Regions from separate parts of the Mus musculus genome. Here region 1 is linked to region 2. The links are chromatin loops, found by intact Hi-C in ENCODE. Cell type or tissue: left cerebral cortex. All regions are shown on one strand. Links, peaks and the distances in the headings refer to the core of each region. The heading gives the core; the rest is flanking DNA.

Region 1 (2,813 bases), core at 312-2,811, 240 kb after region 2:
AATATATAAACATAGAGTCATAGTTTACAATGTGGTTCTGGTGGAAGATATTATATTTAGGTAGTCATTTTTGCTTACATACATGTTTGCTGTTATCTGATTTAACTTTTAAAAAAATTAACTACGAAGCAGAAGTGTGCAGGTTTGTTAATGTCACCACACCTCAGACTTTCTCACACAGTATTGTATTTAAAATCATGTTGATAAACAGCTATAAATATTCCTAGAGACTGTCCCCAATAGCAACACCGTGTATCTCTTCTAGTCACCATGACAAGCTCATTTGGCAGACAAGTTCTCAGTTTCTAGTTCACTCCTAAAAGCACATCCACCATGCCACATACATATGAAACACACACATGGCACATACACATGCACATGCCACATACACATGCACACACATACCACATGAACCTGCCACATGCACATGCCACATACACATGCACACACATACCACATGCACCTGCTACATGCACATGCCACATACACATGCCACATGCACATGCCACCAGCCCAGCATACCTACATTTTGTCACTTAACTTTGTTACAAGGCACAGTAGTCTTGACAGTCATTCTACGTTTACCCACACTTAAGGTTCTGTTTTTAATGTGGCAGAAAGTTGCTTAACTGGAATGAAATGCAAATCATGAAGGAAAAACAAAAACAAACAAAAAGCAAAAAACAAAAACCCAAGGACTCCCCTTGTGTGGAAAGTAAGACTATAAATCACTGAACTACACCAATGTCTCTCAAAGCCTTTGACCCCAAGTCTCTTGTTTGACATCCAGATGGATTCTGGCTGTCATAGTTTTGGACCTAGCTAGAAGATAAAGGGGCAGTGTCTCAATTGGGAAAGACTGTTTGTCCAGGAAGTGCTGTACAAGAAAGGGGCATACACAGTAACGGGAGGGGCCAACCTTTAAAGCCAGGCCACATTTCTGTCTCCTTCCCTGGGATCCCCACATGCCTAGTTGCATTACTTTTAAGCCAATGTGCACACAGAGCAAAGGTACAGGCATGTACACATGATGTTAGAAGCCTATAGGATCCACACTACTTGTGAAAAAATAAATCAGGAGGTTATCTAAGCATCAAGGAACAGAACGTAGGACTTCTCCATAAATGTGTGGCAGTTAATATTTATTAGAGTTTCCATAGAAATTTTTAAAAAGTATATAAACTGCTTTTTGTTCTATTTTATTTTATGACCATGTTAACTTAATTAAGCCTCCCCCATAAGATTCTGCAAAAGAAGCCAGATTTTTTTTTAAAAGAGGGTAAAATAAGAACCAAGATTCACTTCCCCTTAAATTAAAATACCATGGAGATTTGTGTTCTCTTATTTGGTGTTTCCCATTGGAGAAGTGAATTTTGTAACTGGATTCTAGGTTTCACGTGACTGTACTTCTTTCCTAATTATTTGCATGTGTTTCATCACTCACTGATCCTGCTAGTCTGTGGACGTTCCCGACCACGTAGTAATTAATGACAGAGGAGAGACAACTCTCCAGGGGACAATCGACATTTTAGAAATCTTCAGAGGGAGAGCAGATGTAGCCCGGTGCCAGCCACATACTCTTCTGTCCCTCTCTACCAGATGCTGGCTCCCTGCTTCTTTCATCAGATCCCCCAGTCTAGAGACCAGACAGGCATGACCCGGGTGACTCTGGATGTGTCTGCCGTGCCTGGAGACAGGGTAACGGGGAGGTTTCTGATGTTGCCCGTGACGTTCCCAAGAGAACGAACAGGCCTTTCTGGAGAGCCCAGTTTCTTTGAATAGAACCAACTCACTGCCAAGCCAAGCTGGCTACTCATTGCCAAGTAGAAGGGGGTGAAAGGGGATGCCAGCTCTCCCTTAGTATATTTATAGTGTGTGTGTGTGTGTGTGTGTGTGTGTGTGTGTGTGTGTGTGTGTGTGTGTGCTCTTAAGCATGCTGAGGCCAGAGGAGAATATCGTGTGTATTGTATTGGTGCCCCCTGTCTCTGCCCCTCACCCCAGCACTGAGTTAGCGTAGCTCCCACTTAAAGGCAAGTGTATAGTCACTTCCCCTTAAGGCGGCGCGGCACACTTAAAGCCAGGTCCTCTTGCTTGTGCAGCAAGGGCTCAGCTACAGAGCTCACTCCCCAGCTCTCCTCCTCCATTCGTTAGTTTTAACCATGACTCATATGCTTCGAAAAATATAAAGAAACCTTAGACAGGCTAAAACAAACATTTTCTCTGCCCTATCCCATGCACTGGGTCCTTAATCTCTCCTGTCCTTTTTCTTTTCCTTCTTTCCATTTTTTTTTTTAACATGAGGCTGGCAGGGTTGCCAGGTTATAAACTGGCTCTGCATTTCTCTGTAGCCTCAGCAGATCTTGACCTTGTGATCTTCCTGACTCAGCCTCCCAAGTACCCTCAGGTCCCACCAGGGTTCTGCATTTTAAATTACAAATGGGTTATATTCCTTCTAGTAAAACGTGTCCACCCATCAATTGCAACCCTACCAGTAGATGCAAGTCTAAACAGCCTGGCTCTGCTGCTTATGTACACTTAAAGTCATTTAGCTAAGTTCATAAAACTTGAACTAAGAACCTTACTATTCTATGCAAAATGGACACCGTAATTCCTGGTTTGTAGAGTTCTCATGGTCACCAGTCTACATATTAGCTGCTCAGATTTGTGGTTATTGAAAAAAAATAAAAATATACCAGAGTTTAGCAATAGGCTGTTTTTAAGGAATAAGTAACTCAGAATAGAAGTCATTGAAATCTTTTTGGTAAGTGTATACTTGTGACTATTCTTCTACATATCTGCCTTCAATGCATTTT
Region 2 (2,813 bases), core at 192-2,691:
GGATGCAAGGGTCAACTGGCCTGTATTTAGCACTAACTAGGGACTAAATGATTCTGTCTTTTTTGTATTTAGTCACCATGATGCTGCTGGATGGCTTGAGGCACTAATGTAAGGTGGTCTGAACAGGGGTGGAAAGGAAGTTGATCATGCTGTTATAGCAGGCCTAGAGAAAGGCTGTCTGAGTCTATGTCCTAGCTTCCTCATGTCCCCGGATTTCTCATATCAATGGGAACAGGACTAGAATAAAGTTTGGGTTGGTTACCTATTTGTATTGCAATGAGACCTATGCTTTGCTCCATTCAAATGCCATATAAGTAGTTTTCAAAGTTTATACACTGTAAGTCATCTGGCTCCCAAACAGAGAACTGTGTTTCAAGCCTGTTTTGGGTTATATCTCTGTGTTATAGTGGCAGAATTCTACCCAAACTGAATTCAGACTATTAACAGATGACAGATTTAGCTATGGTAAATACCTGCCTACCTCTAGTCACCCTCAATGACCTCTTACCAGCAGCCATTCAGAGAGATAGATCCACTGGCTTTGTGTCAATCAAGAACATTGTATTGCATAAAAGTTTCCTCTGAGATTGCAATATTACATCCTGCAGGGAAGCTCTTTAAGCAGGAAGGTAACCAACTCAAAGTAGCTTCAGGAAGTCCCTGAAACTGACCAGATTCACCAGGCCCTGACCTGACAGAGTAAGCAATAAACACTGAGTATCCCCTAAGAAGAGCAGAGCCAAGCAACAAAGAAGACTCTCCAACAAGCTGAGCTGCAAAGAAGAATCAGACCAGACCAGCTGCCTAGAAGAAGCAAGGGCCAGCAGAGCTGCCTGGAAGAAGTTTAGACCAACTGAGGCACCTGGAAAGGGTACTCTTCACCCGTTGAGCTTCCTGCAGGCTGTGCTGTGAGCTCCAGGTTCCCAGCTTTGTGAGCTGTCACCCATGCTGGGGTGAGCTTTAGTGATGCAGTTGTCTTTGAGTCCTTTCTGCGACTGTAAGTAACGTCTCACCCACGTTCCTCTAAGTAACCCAATGAAACTCATTGTTCACCAAGTTGGACTTGTATCTCATCTGCCACAGGATCCATGCCTAGTGTAAGTAGACATGTGGGTTGTGTCTTCCCAGGAAAGGTTTGTCACAACACCCTGAGCTTACTGAGCCACAGATGAAGTGACTGAGCAAAACTAAGGGGTGATAGAAGGAAGTGGGCAAAGGTGGGAAACCAGGGGGGTTTAGCATTCCTGGGCCTGAAGGGAGGAATGGGTCAAGAGGAGACAGGACCCAAGGAAAGAAGACATATGTTGCTTTAGAGTGGTGGTGTCAGTCAATCCTCAGGGAGACACCAGCGTAAATACCCAGTTTCCTTCTCCACTTGTCCCTCCTCCAGGCCTCTCCCAGCATGCTTGCCTCCCAAATGCACTGGTGCAGCCATTTCAAGAGCAACATGAGCAGCTTATTAAAAATCAACTGGCACCTTCTCTCCTCAACACAGGCCATCTCTTACCAGATAGCTCATTCTACAACATCTTTTGATTCCCATGTTTATTGTCTGCTCCCCAGTGTGAATATCGGTATTGTGAATATCTAGAGAAATACATACAGAGAACGGTGTCTCATATAGCTCAAGTTGGCTTGTGCAATGGATGACTTTGAATTTCTGATCTTCTGCTTGCACCTAGTGAGTGCTGGGATTATGAGCTTGTACTTCCAAGGACATGACGCTGGGGACAGAAAGCAGGGTGAGCTGCATGCTGGGTAAGCGTTCTACCAACTGAGCTATATCCCAGTCTAAGTGTACGTATCTTGAAGGCAAGTTCTTAGAATTGTGTCTTGCTGTGATGAAACACCATTATCAAAGCAACGGGGGAGGAAAGGGTATTGGCTTACATTTCCCTATCTCGCTGTTCCTAATCAAAGGAAATTAGGACAGGAATTCAAGCAGGGCAGGAGCTGATGCAGAGGCCATAGAAGGGTGCTGCTTGCTAGCTTGCTCTTCATGGCTTGCACAGCCTACTTTCTTATAGAATCCAGGACCACCAGCCTAGGGATGGTGCCACCCACAATGGGCTAGGCTCTCCCTCGCATTTTCTCAGTTAAGGTTCCCTTGTTTCAGATAATTCTAACATGTGTCAACTTGACATAAAACTAACCAGCACACATTTTAGGAGTTTTTGTTTGTTTGTTTGTTTGTTTGTTTTTGTTTTATCCCTCCCTGCCCCCACCCCACCCCCCATTCCCAATCCGGCAGTCCTAGGTTCCTAGCTTGGTGGTTGGAGAATAATAAGAGCTGAATAAATCCTGTGAATGAGTCAACAGGCTAAGGCCCAGGTAGCTTGCGGGGAGTCCCTCCCCTTTTAACAGAAAGATCTGGCGGTTGCCTTGTGAACACCTTAGAGTGCTGGGTCCGGAGCTGCAGCTCTAGGCCTCAGGTCTGTAGCTGGGAGGGACAGCAGGTGCCAGTCAGTCCTCCAGTTCTGCCGCAGTAGTGCTGTTTCCCCGCCCAGCTTCACCCAAGGTGCAGCTCGACCTGCTACCCAAAGTAGCCGGCCGGAGGCAGGACAAGCGGGGTGGCGGGCCGTGTTCCTCCCACGGTCCTTGCATGAGCCCGGGAAGGACGCCCGGAGCTCCTGGCAGGTTATTTTTAGTTGGGGGAGGGGACGAAGCGGCGGGCCCGGGCGCCACTGGCTGAGGTGGCCACGGTGTCCTCCGGCAGTGCGCGCCGCTGTCCTCCGGGACCTGCGCTCGGTGGGGGCGGGGAAGGCGGCTGGAGAGCGCGGCGGGCGGGAAGGGGCGGAGAGCGCGCTCCTGCG

What was found. A loop is a pair of places that touch in the nucleus more often than their neighbours do. Peaks named below come from ENCODE experiments on the same cell type or tissue, not always from the same donor. Only the 100,000 strongest peaks of a DNase experiment are listed, where the experiment ranks them.
Region 1: it touches region 2 in a loop (1.9-fold over the local background); 1 of 42 quality-filtered maps calls a loop at or near these places.

What each region holds. Positions count from the first base shown.
Region 1 is chr5:66,977,960-66,980,772 of GRCm38, forward strand. The region is part of intron 8 of Limch1 (LIM and calponin homology domains 1); the gene reads left to right. Among named protein-coding and RNA genes, the nearest start is that of Gm33040, 20 kb to the right of the region's middle. In left cerebral cortex, for the core only: no CTCF peak of the experiment used is centred there; DNase peaks (open chromatin) are centred at 1,733 and 2,056; H3K27ac peaks cover 866 bases.
Region 2 is chr5:66,743,040-66,745,852 of GRCm38, forward strand. No RefSeq gene overlaps it. Among named protein-coding and RNA genes, the nearest start is that of Limch1, 1.4 kb to the right of the region's middle. In left cerebral cortex, for the core only: a CTCF peak has its summit at 1,726; no DNase peak of the experiment used is centred there; H3K4me3 peaks cover 438 bases; H3K27ac peaks cover 409 bases.